Linked DNA regions of Homo sapiens: region 2 is linked to region 1. Evidence: chromatin contacts called from ENCODE Hi-C or POLR2A ChIA-PET data. All regions are on one chromosome and are shown on one strand. Each heading gives the region's core, a stretch centred on a gene start or an enhancer-like site at or near the end of the contact. The rest is flanking DNA. Distances are from core to core; before and after follow the strand shown. Region 1 overlaps LOC105372932 (a long non-coding RNA gene). Region 2 has its middle 61 kb from the start of TLR5.

Region 1 (6,806 bases), core at 3,913-6,412:
ATCCATGTCCATAAATTTTTGTCCTGTAAAACTAAAATTCTATACCCATTAAACAATGACTCCTCTTTCTCTCCTCCCCTACAGCCCCTGAAAAACACCATTCTATATTCTGTTTCTATGACTGTGATTTCTCAACTATATCATGTAAGTGGAATCATGCAGTATTTTCTTTTGATGAGTAGCTCATTTCATTAGCATCCTGTCCTCAAGGCTTATCCATGTTGTAGTGTATGGCAGGATTTTCTTCCTTTTTAAGGCTATTTTGTTTATCCTTTCGTCCACTGATGGACATTTGGGTTGCTTCCTTGTTTTGGCTATTATGAATATGGCTGCTATGAACATGGATGAAGTAAATATCTCTTTGAAACCCTGCTTTTGGTTATAGACCCAGAAGTTCCCACTAAGCCCTTTTGCTTTGGATTCCCTACGCAGAGCCCTCTAATTGGACTTTTACTTTCCTGCCTTTGAGCTTTTCCTTTTACTGCGCAGCCTACCTGGCCTGTCCTATTTTGGTTCCCTGCCTATTGAAGTCCTGTTTATTCTGCAAGGCTCTTCTATTTGTACCTAGCCCAATGCCTTTCACACAGTAGGTGCTCAATAACTAATATATAGTTAGATATATCTTTGCCATATCTGTGCTAAAACAACATAAAAAGGTAGGAGGCAGAAATGATGTCTTATTATCCCTTATGGCCTGCACACAGTAAACAGTTTAGGAAAAGTTTATTAAATAAATAAAGTCCCCATGCCCCCTGGAACAAAAGGTATGCAGGGCAGTGTATTTCATGGGCTGTCCAAGACCTCATGTCAGAAACGTATGTTTAGGCAGCAAGAACACACAAGAGGCAAGAGAGTAAGAAAGTACGCTGGAAAATTTTGCTAGCTGGGTCAATTCCAATTTGGCAAAAACAAGCCTTCTGCTTTTTCTCCAGGGTTCTTTCTCCCAGCATCACTTATTAATGCTAATTAGTCAAGGGTGTGCCATGATGCAGAACACTTGTGACCCATAAGGATTAGAGAGAGACTGTCATTTCTCAAATGACCCACGAGAGGCAGCCAGAGGCAGTGACGGGGAAGGAGAGGAGGGGAAGAGGAACTTCTCTGCAAAGAATCGCACTAAAGTAAGTGCAAGTAAAAATAAATCCACATATAAAACAACTGTACAAATGTTAGCAGTATTTTCACAGCTGGGTTTCTTTGCCTAAAATACTTAGCACTTACTTTAGAAAACTCACTTCTAAACATAAATGGTCTGACTGATCACAGAAGCTGAACCCTGATACAACTCTGACTTTGAACTTGACTTCTGCCCAGATGGGAATAAAAATAATGACTTCTTCTAAGTAAGAACCTTAATTGCCATGAATTCACACCAGACTGTGGTGGGTGACCTTTACCTCACATATGAGGAAATTAAGGTAGGGCTTGGTTTAGGAAGCTAGATTCATAACAGTCAGCATATTTATATCCAGATTAGGCAGGACTCTGGATTTAAAACACTTTCCCTTGGAAAACACCGACTCTGTCTGTTTCCATGGCACTAAAAACACCCCACTTGAATAACTGCCCAGTTACTTATCATAGCAGGATTAGTGGTCTTCTCAAGGCATCTGCATTCACATTCCTGGTATTTATTTCCTGTAGATATTGGTTTCAAAGACTGATGCCACAGGACATGAATAATCACGGTGACTCACTTTTAGGGACTTTCCCCTGGGGAGTGCCACCTACAGAGCCTCAGAATGAAGTGGGCACATATTAATTAAAATATGTTTCATCTCCAAATGACTATGACAGAAGCTATACTGATGAATATGACAACTAAATACAAAATAATACCGCAATGACTAGCAATGATTCAAATATTGTGCTCATGATGTTATCTTTCATCCATTTATTTAATAAATGGATTTATATAATGAGTGACGGGACTTCTATGTGTCAGAGTGCTGGTTAGGACAGGCCATGTTTCAATAAATTTACAACCCAGCAGGCACTGTTCCTATCAACTAATGAGATTTTTAAATTTAATATTTTTTGGTCAAAGCAAGGGAGTCTTCAAAATTACCAAAAAATATATTTGGTAAGGAAACAGTAAACAGAACCAATTATTCCTTCTTGGTTGAGTTAAGAAAACACGCTTTGTGCTTACACTTCCCATAGTGATCAGGGATTTCTCACCCCTTGAATTTCTGTAGCATAAATTGTTGACGTCTCTTCACTTCCCTGTCTCATTTCCTTGCCCAGGTGGTGAGCCCTGTGCATGAGCCTCTGCCTGACTCATCTTTGTATCTGCAATGCCTCACACATGCCTCATATCTCCCCGCCAGGCAAGCAGTGTTAGTGAAAACAGGATGTCATCAGTTCAGTAAAGAAGAGATTGACAACAAACTGTGAATAGAAAAGTCAAATAGGAATGCATTGGCCTTTAAAAAAATTATTTTCCAAATTATCCTATAGTAAAGTTGACTTTTTTCTTTGATGTACAGCTCTATGGATTTCCACATATGTATAGATTTGTGTAACCACCACAAAGAGGATACGAAACAGTGCCATAACCCCCCAAAGCTTCCCCATGCTGTCCCTTTATATTCACCCCTCCCTCCACCATAATCCCTGGCAATCACTAATCTCTTCTCCACCATTGTGCTTTTGTCTTTTGAAACTGGCATCTCTTACTCAGCACAGAGTTATCTAAGTTGTTCTTTTTTATGACTGAATAGTGTTCCATCATATGTGGTATCACAGTTTATTTACCCTTTCACTCATTGAGGGACATTCAAGTTATTTTCAGTTTGAAGCTACTGTGTAAAAAAAAAAAAAAAAAAAAAAAAAAAGCTACTCTGAAGTTTTGTTTATCAGTTTCATGTGAACATACATTTTCATTTTCCTGGGGTAAATACTCAGGATCGGCCTTGTGGAGTTATAGCGTAGATGTATGTTTCACTTTATAAGGAAACTGCCAAGCTATTATCCAGAGTTGCTGTAGCATTTTCCAATTCCAGCCATCATGTATGTGAATTCTACTTACTCAGCATCCTTGTCAACACTCTGTGTTGTCAGTATTTATTTTGGACATTCTTTTTTTTTGACGGAGTCTCTCTGTTGCCCAGGCTGGAGTGCAGTGGTGCGATCTTGGCTCACTGCAACCTCTGCCTCCCGCGTTCAAGCAATTCTCCTGCCTTAGCCTCCAGAGTAGCTGGGATTACAGGCGTGCGCCACCACGCCCAGCTATTTTTTTTTCTTTTTCTATTTTTAGTAGAGATAGGGTTTCACCTTCTTGGCCAGGCTGGTTTTGAACTCCTGACATCAGCTGATCCACCTGCCTCGGCCTCCCAAAGTGCTGGGATTACAGGTGTGAGCCACCACGCCTGCCCTTATTTTGGACATTCTGATAGGTGTGTGGTTGTAGCTCACTGTTGTTTAAATTCACATTACCTTAATGGCTTGTGGTATTAAACATCTTTTCTCGTACTTTATACAGCAGTCCCCTCTTATCCAAGGTTTTTCTTTTTGCAGTTTCAGTTACCAGCAGTCAACTGTGTCCTGAAAATATTAAATAGAAAATTCCAGAAACAAACAATTCGTAAGTTTTAAACTGCACACTGTTCTGAGCAGTGTGATGAAATCTTGCGCAGCCCTGCTCCGTGGGACATGAATCCCCTCTGTCCAGTGTATTCATGCTGTATAGGCTACTTGCCTGTTAGTCACTGAGTAGGCATCTCACTTATCAGATTACTGTCACCACATCCATCGCATAGTCATTTTATCATCTCACATCATCACAAGAAGAAGAGTGAGTGCAGTATGAGATGAGGGAGAGACCACATTCACATAACTTTTATTATAGTAAATTATTATAATTGTTTTATTATGAGTAGTTATTTAGGGTTCAGTACGATCCACAGTTTCAAGCATCCACTGGGGGTCTTGAAATGTATCCCCTGTGGTTAAGGAGGCGATGGTGGGGGAGTCTCCTGTGTCTTCTTTGGTGAAGCATCTGTTCAATCTCTTTGTTCATTTTTAATTGGGTTATTTGATTTCTTATTGTTGAGTTTTGAGAGTTTGTTATGTAATCTGGATATAAAGTTCTCTGTTAGATAGGAGATTTGAAAATATTTTCTTTTAGTCTGTGGCTTGTCTTTTTATTCTCTTGGAAGTGATTTAGCAGAGCAAAAGTTTTTGATTTTGATAAAATTTCATTTTTTCTTTTTTGTATCATGCTTTTGCATCATTTAAAATTCCTTTCCTAATCCCAGATAATGAAGATATTTTTCTATGTTTTCTTCTAAAAGTTTTACAGTTTTATGATGAATACATTGCCTTTTGATGAACAAAGAAAATGGGCTACTTGATAATAGATTTCCTTCTTGGTGGTGTAGTTTGCCCTATTGATTTTGGAGAGTTGTAGGAGCCTTCTGGACAGGGCTGCATGCCTGGGAATGTCTCTTGCATCACACACAGGCAGAACCGCAGTCTGCTATCCACCATCAAATATTCAAAAATAGTCTGATAAGCAAGTGTTTTTTCATGTGTGCTAGAATCATATGATGATAATGCCTGATCTGAACCAATGCGAGACTACTTTTGTTTATTTTATCCCTACTGATGTGACCACCACACATTCAGTAATAGAACTCTTCATGTGTTGAATTAGGGGTCCTACTCCAGTCCCTGATCAGAGTATTCCACAATATTCAATGTATAGACTGTGTTACATATCTACCGTCTGAAAATTCTGAATTCTGAATAGTGGATTTGTTCACAAGGGTTTCAGAAAGAGGATTGTGCATCTGACATTTAAATGGTTCTTGTGATATGATAGTTCTCATAGTCGCAACGAGGAAGTCTTCTTCCAGTGTCCCCAAACCTGGCCAGAAGTTCACATTAATTTGACTGAGGATGGAAAGAGGGGTCACTATATTTACTACATTATTCAATCCAAATTAATATGTTTCTCTCATGACAAAGGAGGTTTCTTGATATCTTTTCCCATTCTTCTTTCTGGTGATAAAACTACTGACCAGTCAGCCTCTAAATATTGGAGAAGGCCTTGACTTTCACATGATGATGTATGTATATGAGTACACACATCGGTTAGAAACAGGATGGGAGGCCAGGGTTAGACCCAAGCAAGGACACCCCAGCCCTCTGCTTGCCAGGACTGGGATGCTGTGTGTCCATCTGGGCCAACTGGAAACAAGAAGAAAGACAGGGCTTGTGGCATGATTTGGGGCAGCCTGTGCACAGTGGCTGGCACAGAGCAAAGGCCCAATAGAAGTTAAGCAAAGGGCATTCTGACCACGATGTCTGGTCATTTCAGGTGTGACTGTGCCTATAATTGTACCATAAGGAATTCAGCCCATGCGACTAAGCTATGCCTTTCTCTGTAGTAGCTTAATGGGAAATCAGGGCATCTCCGGCACTGTAGTGTGTCACTTCATCAGACATAGAGCCAACTCACACATTTGTCCTTCTGATGCATGTCTTTCCTCCTCCTTTACCGATGCAAGTAGAGTGAGAACCCATGCTATGATTCCACTCCCTGTCTAAAACCAAGTGTACTCTGAGAAAGTTAGAAACTATTCTGTATCTGCTTCCAGAAGCTTATCTCAAGACTTAAAAATTGAAGAGAATAAAATTAATAGCCAGGAGTAACAAAAAAATAGAGAGATTTTAGCTTGCCATTTCTTTAAGTTATGTATTTTTGTCTTGTGAGGTTCAATTTGGAGAAAAGCACTTAGACACGAGGCAGGGTCGGTTCAGGGGCAGGGCCATATTTAAAAGCTCAAAATGCTTGCTTTTGTGGTGACAAAGGAATCGACACTTCTTTTTTCTTCCCCAAAGGAAACAGAAGCTTATTATCCTGACAGAGGAAATGCAGAAATTTGTAGGTGGAGATTAACCCTTACTCCCAAACACTGAGGCTCCTGTTCAACTTCTTGCTTAAGAGATTTTAGTAACTTTTAAAAATTCTTAGCATGCTACATTGGTTGGCTCTCCAAATAATTCAGAAAACTTGTGACCTGAAGCTTTCATGGAGTTGATGTAACTGTTCTGGAAATCTCTTGACTTGAACTTGAGACTCACTCACACACAGCTGCAGTATGTCCACCATCAACAGCAATCTGTACCCAGAAAGCAGTGGGAAATGGGGAAAAAACAAGAGACAACCTCAAAGAAATCTAGGTCTTTCCTGAGCTGCAGTTCTACATATTGACCACCAGGTGTCTATCTTCACACAAGCAGTCTTGCTTGGATGATGGTGTACTACTTGACTGTGGGATTATTTTAAAAATGAAAGCAATTTTTTAGATATGGGTATATATGTAAGTATAAATGTGCAAATGTAAAGTGAAGTCTCAAAGCCAAACTTAATAATTTACAATTCCTTATCTAAGTAGGATAATCAATTGAACCTTGTGTTGATCTTCTAAAGTTGTTTGGAAAAACTAATTGGGGGAGTAAATGGCCAATAGATTTGGGGAATGGTGAAAAAAAAATTGTCCTCTTCCTAAATTTTATCATGCTTTTTTTTTAAATTTCAAGATTCTTAGCATGCAAACAGGTGTATGTTCCCAGGAACATGGTTTTTGGTAAAAACAGACGAATTGTATTCTGAGCTGGCTTCTGTACTCTGTAGTTCAATTTCATAGTTCAGTTTCTATTGTAGCTTATTTTCCAGTTTCAATTCTAGGCCCTGATACAGGTGAAAAATATCTCTACCAGGAAGTGCAAGAATAAGATTTGACTTTTTTTGTCCCATAATTGGAAGTGACATTATAGTAGAATTAGATAACTCCAGT
Region 2 (6,635 bases), core at 2,726-5,225, 1.6 Mb before region 1:
GTCAGTCTAGCAAAAATGCCTCCTCTTAGTAATTTTCCATCCACGGACACCCACTCTGCTCCTGGGCTATGAATCCTCACTTGTCCCTGTTGGACTCAGTTGAGTTCAGTCTCTCTCCCCACTGCAAGACCCCACTGCAGTGGTCCCGAGAGCTACTGTGATTCCCCCAGTGAATAGAGTCTGCCTTACCATCTATAACAAGTATCACGAATAATTTTTTCTTTGACAGCACCCCAAAGTCACGGGGTCCTCTGAGGCCAGAGCATTCAGCAGCACCAAATCCCAATGTAGCAAGGGGCCATAATCATTATCATTGGTTTCTGGCCCACTGGATTTTATAATCACGGGACCCAAGTTCAAAGTCCAGCTCCTGGCAAGAGCTGATCTCCTGGAACAGCCTCAAAGAGGCCCCTCCCCAGCACTCTCCCCACTGCCCTTCCCTACCTTTGAAACATCTTCTGGCCTCAGATCTCCTCTGCATCCTCAGTTCATGATGTGGCCCTGCTCCAGCCCTGGATTCTTTCCAAATTCTCCCTCCACCTAGACCAGCTGCTTGTCCTCCCAGAAGGGCCCTGACTAAAAGCCTGCAGCGTCAGGTCTGGGGGTTGTGAACCTGTTGTTCCCTAATCTCCCGTTACAATCCATCTCGAACACATTGTCCCTGAAGCCATTATCATCCATTTCAAACAGAATTTATTAAGTGGGAAGAGACGCTCTGAGACTCTCAGGCAAATTCCATTTCTTTGGCGTCGAAAGAAAACAGCCACTCGGAGCAGCCTGGTTTCCATCCACTACAGTGCCAAATGCCTCCGCCTTCTTTCCTGAGGGCCTAAGGTCAGAGAGAGCAGCAGAAGGCCTTGTCAAACTCGGGCCCTTCTAGTAACTTCCAAAGCCTCCAGGGGTGTGGCCAACGTTGTTGAGAACGGGAATATCTGCAGAGGACCTTAGGGTGAGCCTCTCCAAAACTGAGGAAGTACAATGTATGGGGCACGCCTTTTGTCTCCATTCTAGCCCTTCCACAGGTACAGGGGGAGCCTTGGGTGTGGGCGACCCCGACGCTGTGCTAAGGCTGGCATAAGGGAACGTGATGGGCATCCCAAGCAGCCTTCAGTTTACAGGCGTGCTCCAAGCGCCTGCTGTGCACGATGTGGTGTATTAGGCACCATGGGGGTGAGGCTGGGGAAAAACAAACCTCAGACTATACACGTGCACCAGCATCAACTGGAGAAGACAAACATACGCGCCACAGTTAATTAGCCCTACAAAACAGCACCGGCTAATGAAGTGGCGCTGGAAATAATGTGTGTGATATATTTACTGTAATTTAGTTTGTTTTCTGCCAGAATAACGCAAGCTCAGACGTGCCAGGAAGAAGGACGTGAGTTAGTCCTGGAAGGGTAAGAAAGATTTAGATCCACTGGGGCTCCCCCTGGCCCTTCCGTAGTGCCGGACGTCCTCACGTTGCCCCTGACCCAACACATATCTCACTCCAGTCTAAGGATTAGTAATGTACTCCTTGCTAACGCTTTCCCAAGGAGATGGAAGAAAGTTTTTCTCACAACCGAAACAGCAAAAGCTTACCCCAAACCCCTTTCCACTACATGCTCTGACCTCTCTGCTCCCACAGCAATGGGCTCATCCACCCCCAACACCCCCGAGACCTCCTCCTCATGTTCTCCAAACTTCCAAGCCATCTTTCACTTCGAAATCCCATTCCCTTTAGCATTCCATCGGTTCAGCAGTGGCTGGCCAGGCCAGAACCAGGTATTGTGGGTGGAATTGTGTCTACTACAAAAGTCATTTGCTGACGTCCCATGTTCCTTAGAATAGCACCTCATTTGAAGATAAGGCTTTAGAAAGGTAATCAAGTTAAAATGAGGCCATTACTCATCCAAAATGAATAGTGTCCTTATAAAAAAGAGAAACGTGGAGACAGCCACACACACAGAATGATGCATGAAGACACATGAAGATGGTCGACTACCAGCCAAGCAGAGGGGCCTGCAACAGATTCTCCCTCACAGCCCACAAAACGAATCAACCTGCCAACATCTAGATCTCGGACTTGCAGCCTCCAGAATTGTGAGGCCACAGGTTTCTGCTGTGTAAGCCTCCCGGTCTGTAAGACTTTGTTACAGCTGCTGTAGGAAGCTAACACACCCCTCCAGGAGCCCCTGGCTGTGTACAGGAAGCTTCGACTCACATGCTAAGGTGTGAGGGGGGCATGGCAGGTGCTCCGGGAAGGGGAAGCAGCAAAAGCAAAGGCGCGAAAGCAGGATATTCAGGGAGGCCAGCAGCCTGGCTCTGGGGAGGAGTTTGTGATGAGGAGCATAAGGTAACAAGGTGGCCAGGCCAGGTCAAGTACAAACAGGGCTAGATGCTGAATTTACGTGTGACATGCATTGCAATATTCATTTCTTCTTTGTTCCACAGAGACTGCAGGCAGCAGGGTAGCCTTTCCAGGTGCTATAAAGAGTCATTTCTCTGGGACCCAGACTTCAGTCTGAGTATCTTCGCAGCAGATGTGTCCTGTGGGTGGTACCACTTGGTGTCACACCCTCCATCCCATGCCTGCAGCTCCTTCTACAGCACTCAGCTCTGTGCACATCTTGGCATTATCTGGGTCTGCCTCTCTCTGTTTTCCCTGTGGCCTGGTGTCCCTCTGCGGGTGCCCAGTCACACACCTGCACGGGGGGAGGGCCACACACCGTGGACAGCAGTGGAAAGAGCACTGGGCTTAAAGTCAAGGGACTGGGCTGAAGGAGTTCGGGAAGTGCCACCCAAACACGGTATGCCAGCTACCTTGAACCGAAGGCACTGGGCAGCACAGGATGCAGGCGGAGGCTTGCTCTGAGCTGCCTTTGTCTGCCTAAAGACGGACCCTCCAAAGGGACCTCAATTATCATGAATCCCCCTCCCCAGGAAATTCATGAGCCAGGGGAGACTCGCATCACAGCAGAGGGGACTGAAGGTTGATGCCATGCCCAGGCCAACTTTGTCATAGGCTACCCATATTCTCCCAAGGGCCCATTCATCTTTCCCCAAATCATTCATTCTCCCCATGGCACCTCCATCCCCTCTCCTGCCTCCGCGGTGAGTCAGGCGCATAAGCTTCTAGGTCTCTCATTGGTTTGGAGATATTCACTTTTCTTTCCCATGATGCATCCATGTGCATAATAAATGTGGTCACCCTTCCTCCTGCTAATCCGCCTGCTGTCAGTTTATTCCATAGACTCCATTATGGAGCACTCAGAGGGTAAGGTTTCCCCTCTTCCACGGAGCCTTGCTGAGCCTCAGTTTCCCTATGAGGCAGGCATACTTCACCATCTCCTTTCAGGCTGGATATTCATTCTAAGGCCACACATGAATATGAGAATATTCAGGCCTTTTAGGTAGAATATTCTAAGAATCTTAAACGATGGTACCTCTTAGTGGAAGCAGTATTCTGACAAACCAATGGGGCAGGGAGGGTGGGAAATGGTGTTTTATGGTCACTCTGGGACCCCAGGCAAGGTAATCCTAATGGAAGCTCAGGCTTTTGGGGCGGGCTTTTTTTTTTCCTGTCTACGAATGGAAACATGAAGCAGATTTCGCAGTATCTCCCAGGGAACTGGACAGTCTACTTTGGGGCCGGCGCAGAAGAGATGACCCCTGACCACCTCCCGGTGTGCTGGCTGCGGCTGGACCCGAGGGCGCGTCCTCCCGAGCCTCTGCGGCTACTCTTCTCGCCGCCCCCAGGTGGTGCTGCAGGACCACAGCCTCGAGGCTCCTCCGCCCCAGGTGCCCGCCCGGCAGCCCCAGACCTGCCTGGATTTACTCCCTTCAGCGGGAGGAGACACCAAGAGGCCGACGCGTAAATTCCAGGCCTGGCCTTCTTCCAGCGCTCCAAAACCTTCTGGAGCCTTCTCAATCAATAGACTCAAAGGCTTTTAGCGTGTCCCTGCCACTTGACGTCAGAGGTGACACGGGTCTGTGAGCCTGGCTGCTGGAATTCACACTCAGCCAACACCCAGCTCGGGGCTGTTCCCCTTGAGCCTGTCCCAGTGCCCGGAGGGGCCTCTTTCCCTCATTCCTCCCCTTCTAGAAACCCTAGACACAGCGCCAACACCACACCCGGAGGCGCCGGCCTCAGGGGAGAAACCACAGTATACACACACCACACATACTATGTGTACACACACTACACAGTGGACACCCACCACACGCACAATACACATGCACGACACCCTGCACACACGTGCCACAGGTCAGCCTGGAAGCACGATCACAGAATGGGAGTCCTGTGGTGAAATCCTCGCTGATCTAGAAACAGCTGCACGGCCGCCCTTCCCGGGGAGAGTCCCAGGTCCTCAGAAGAGCCCCAAGTTGCAGCCCGGCCCATGCCTACCTGCAGCCCTGCAGCAGCAACACACCTGGAGGCAGAGAGAACTTTGGAATATGCTAGAAAGCCAGTAAGCGCACATCTCCTCAGAGCTTTGCTACTTTTGTCAAGAGTTCCATGCTACTTTATGAGGTAATGGAAAGACAAGGTTAAAGCTGATTGAGCTCAAGCTACATCTTTTACATGTTAAGGGCCCTCATTGGACCCTGACCCTGGCTACTCATGAGGGAGACTTTTCCTCCCTCTCCTGTGGGCCTGTGTGAGCCAGGCATGGAGCTTTGCCTGGGCACTGGTCCTTCCCCCCCAGGGCTGTGAGGGCAGGATCCATGGCCCTGGCAGAGTGAGGCTGGGGCCGGCATTGGAGCCTGAGGGGCAGGAGACCCCAGAGAGTTCCTCCGGAGCAGCACAGGGTGGGCATTGGGGTCAGAGCCTGTGGCCTTCAAACCTGGTTGCTCACACTACTGCTTCTCAGTACAGCCAAGGTGGTGCACGAATCCAAGAGAAAAGGTGAACGGAGAAGCCCGGTCCTGTGGGCCAACCCCAGGGAATGCGCTTCTTGGAGAACTGGGAGGCCTGAGCCCTGTCCTGTGGCTGGGGACAGTCCAATCTGTGATGCAGTAGATGCTGGGGGCCTCACGGAGGGCTCTGAGCTGAGGGTCCTTTCCACCCCCAGCCCAACCTCAGGGCCAAGAAAAGAAGGTGCTCAGTGACCCCGCACGAGCTCTTTCCCGGGTGCGCGAATTTCATGCAGTTATATTAAAATAGAAATACTCAAAGCCGCTTGGACCCAACTGACTAGCTGGGCATTAACATGGTGCCTAGGTAGGTAGGGCCTTCCTGGATTCCAGCTGTTGGACCCTTTTCTCAACAATGCTTACTTACACAAGCAACTAGGGATTGGCCCCCAAAATGAGGATTGCTGGGACTTGCAAATGATAATTGTCACCAAATAGGGTCTGGATAATTAGAATGAAGGATGATTAAAAGCGTGAGGAATCTTGGAAGTTTAAAGAGTCCAGCCTCTCCACGAGTGTAGGAATTCATTCTCATTCTCCCGGCAGGGATGATCCGGCCTCTGTGTGAACACTTCTAGGGACAGGGCACCCCCTTTTGGAAATCAGACCACTCCAGTATTAAAGAGTTTATTATTCACTCCTGCGTGGGCGTAAAATCTGCCTTCTGAGACTTTGGCCTGCGGGTCTGAATTCCACCTCTGAACCTCCAGAGAGGAGCCTTCCCCTCCCACTCAGCAGGTCACCCATGTCTCTGTCACTGACCACTGTCCACAAAGGGGCTGTTTAAGAGGGCAAGGGTGAGTTGGCAGCTACTTGGATCAAGGCGACCTGCCACACTCATTCTGGGGAAGTCACCAGAGTACATGGCCGAGGCTGGAAGGCAGATGTTTGAGTCTGTCAGAGTCTGTGCATTGACAGGATCCAAAAGCCTGGGGCAGCAGATGAGAGGTTCACAGCTGCTATGTACCCCTCCCCACGTGGAAAGGCAGACACAGGGGGACCCGTGGCCCTCACGTAGAATGCGTGGTCTCCAATGGTGGCCTTGGACCCCTCTTCCCCTGTGATCAGCCCCAGCAAGAAGCGAGGCTGTCCCCCTTCCCCCTGTGTCGAGCCATAGAAGGAGCAGCAGTCCTGGGCCCAGCCTTTAGCAGTCCTGGCAGTTTCCTCTTTCTCTTGGGAAAAGCCAGCGACCACACTGTAAAGCAGCGCTGATGAGTCTCCTGAACAGTGAGCACACATGTAGGGTAGAAGCTTCAACTCTCCTCTACCTGACCATCTTCAGTCATCATCCATGCCCCAGTTGTACCACGGCTGGTGCCAGCACAGCCCTGCAACCCTCCTGCTTCTGCTCAGGACTCCACTGCCTGCTGCTCCTAAGCCCCTCTGCTGGCTGCACTGCCCAAGCCGGAACCTGGCTGGGGGCCTCCCTCCTCCCTCTGGCCTCTTCTCCCCAGCCTGGAATGGCCCAAGCCCTGATGGAGGAATAAACGTTCCAGCAGCCAGAGCTGGAGAAACATCTGAACGAGGTCACAGATTGGCGTTGATGGATGGACCCCCAGGTTTCCTGAGGGCCTCATAATTTTTTTTTTTTTTTTGAGACAGTCTTGCTCTGTTGCCCAGGCTGGAGTGCAGTGGCGCCATCTCGGCTCACTGCAACCTCCACATCCCAGGTTCAAGCAATTCTCCTGCCTCAGCCTCCCAAGTAGCTGGGATTACAGGCACCTGCCACCACGCCCAGA

Evidence for each region. A loop is a pair of places that touch in the nucleus more often than their neighbours do. ChIA-PET counts read pairs that join two places held with the same protein, here RNA polymerase II (POLR2A). Pooled maps may share reads with other maps.
Region 2: a pooled map shows a loop between it and region 1 (2.8-fold over the local background). The contact joins two enhancer-like sites. A Hi-C loop is called at or near these places in 1 of 168 maps with a recorded cell type or tissue (IMR-90) and 1 of 50 pooled maps. POLR2A ChIA-PET finds 5 or more read pairs at or near these places in 1 of 52 experiments (T-cell).

What each region holds. Positions count from the first base shown.
Region 1 is chr1:221,435,029-221,441,834 of GRCh38, reverse strand. All of the region lies in intron 3 of LOC105372932 (a long non-coding RNA gene), which reads right to left. Among named protein-coding and RNA genes, the nearest start is that of LINC02817, 100 kb to the right of the region's middle. RefSeq lists an enhancer at 932-2,131. Within about 2 kb of position 5,162, at least 2 of the 41 ENCODE cell types and tissues checked have a DNase peak (open chromatin) inside an H3K27ac peak, as active enhancers do.
Region 2 is chr1:223,078,696-223,085,330 of GRCh38, reverse strand. No RefSeq gene overlaps it. Among named protein-coding and RNA genes, the nearest start is that of TLR5, 61 kb to the left of the region's middle. RefSeq lists an enhancer at 6,205-6,635. Within about 2 kb of position 3,975, at least 25 of the 41 ENCODE cell types and tissues checked have a DNase peak (open chromatin) inside an H3K27ac peak, as active enhancers do.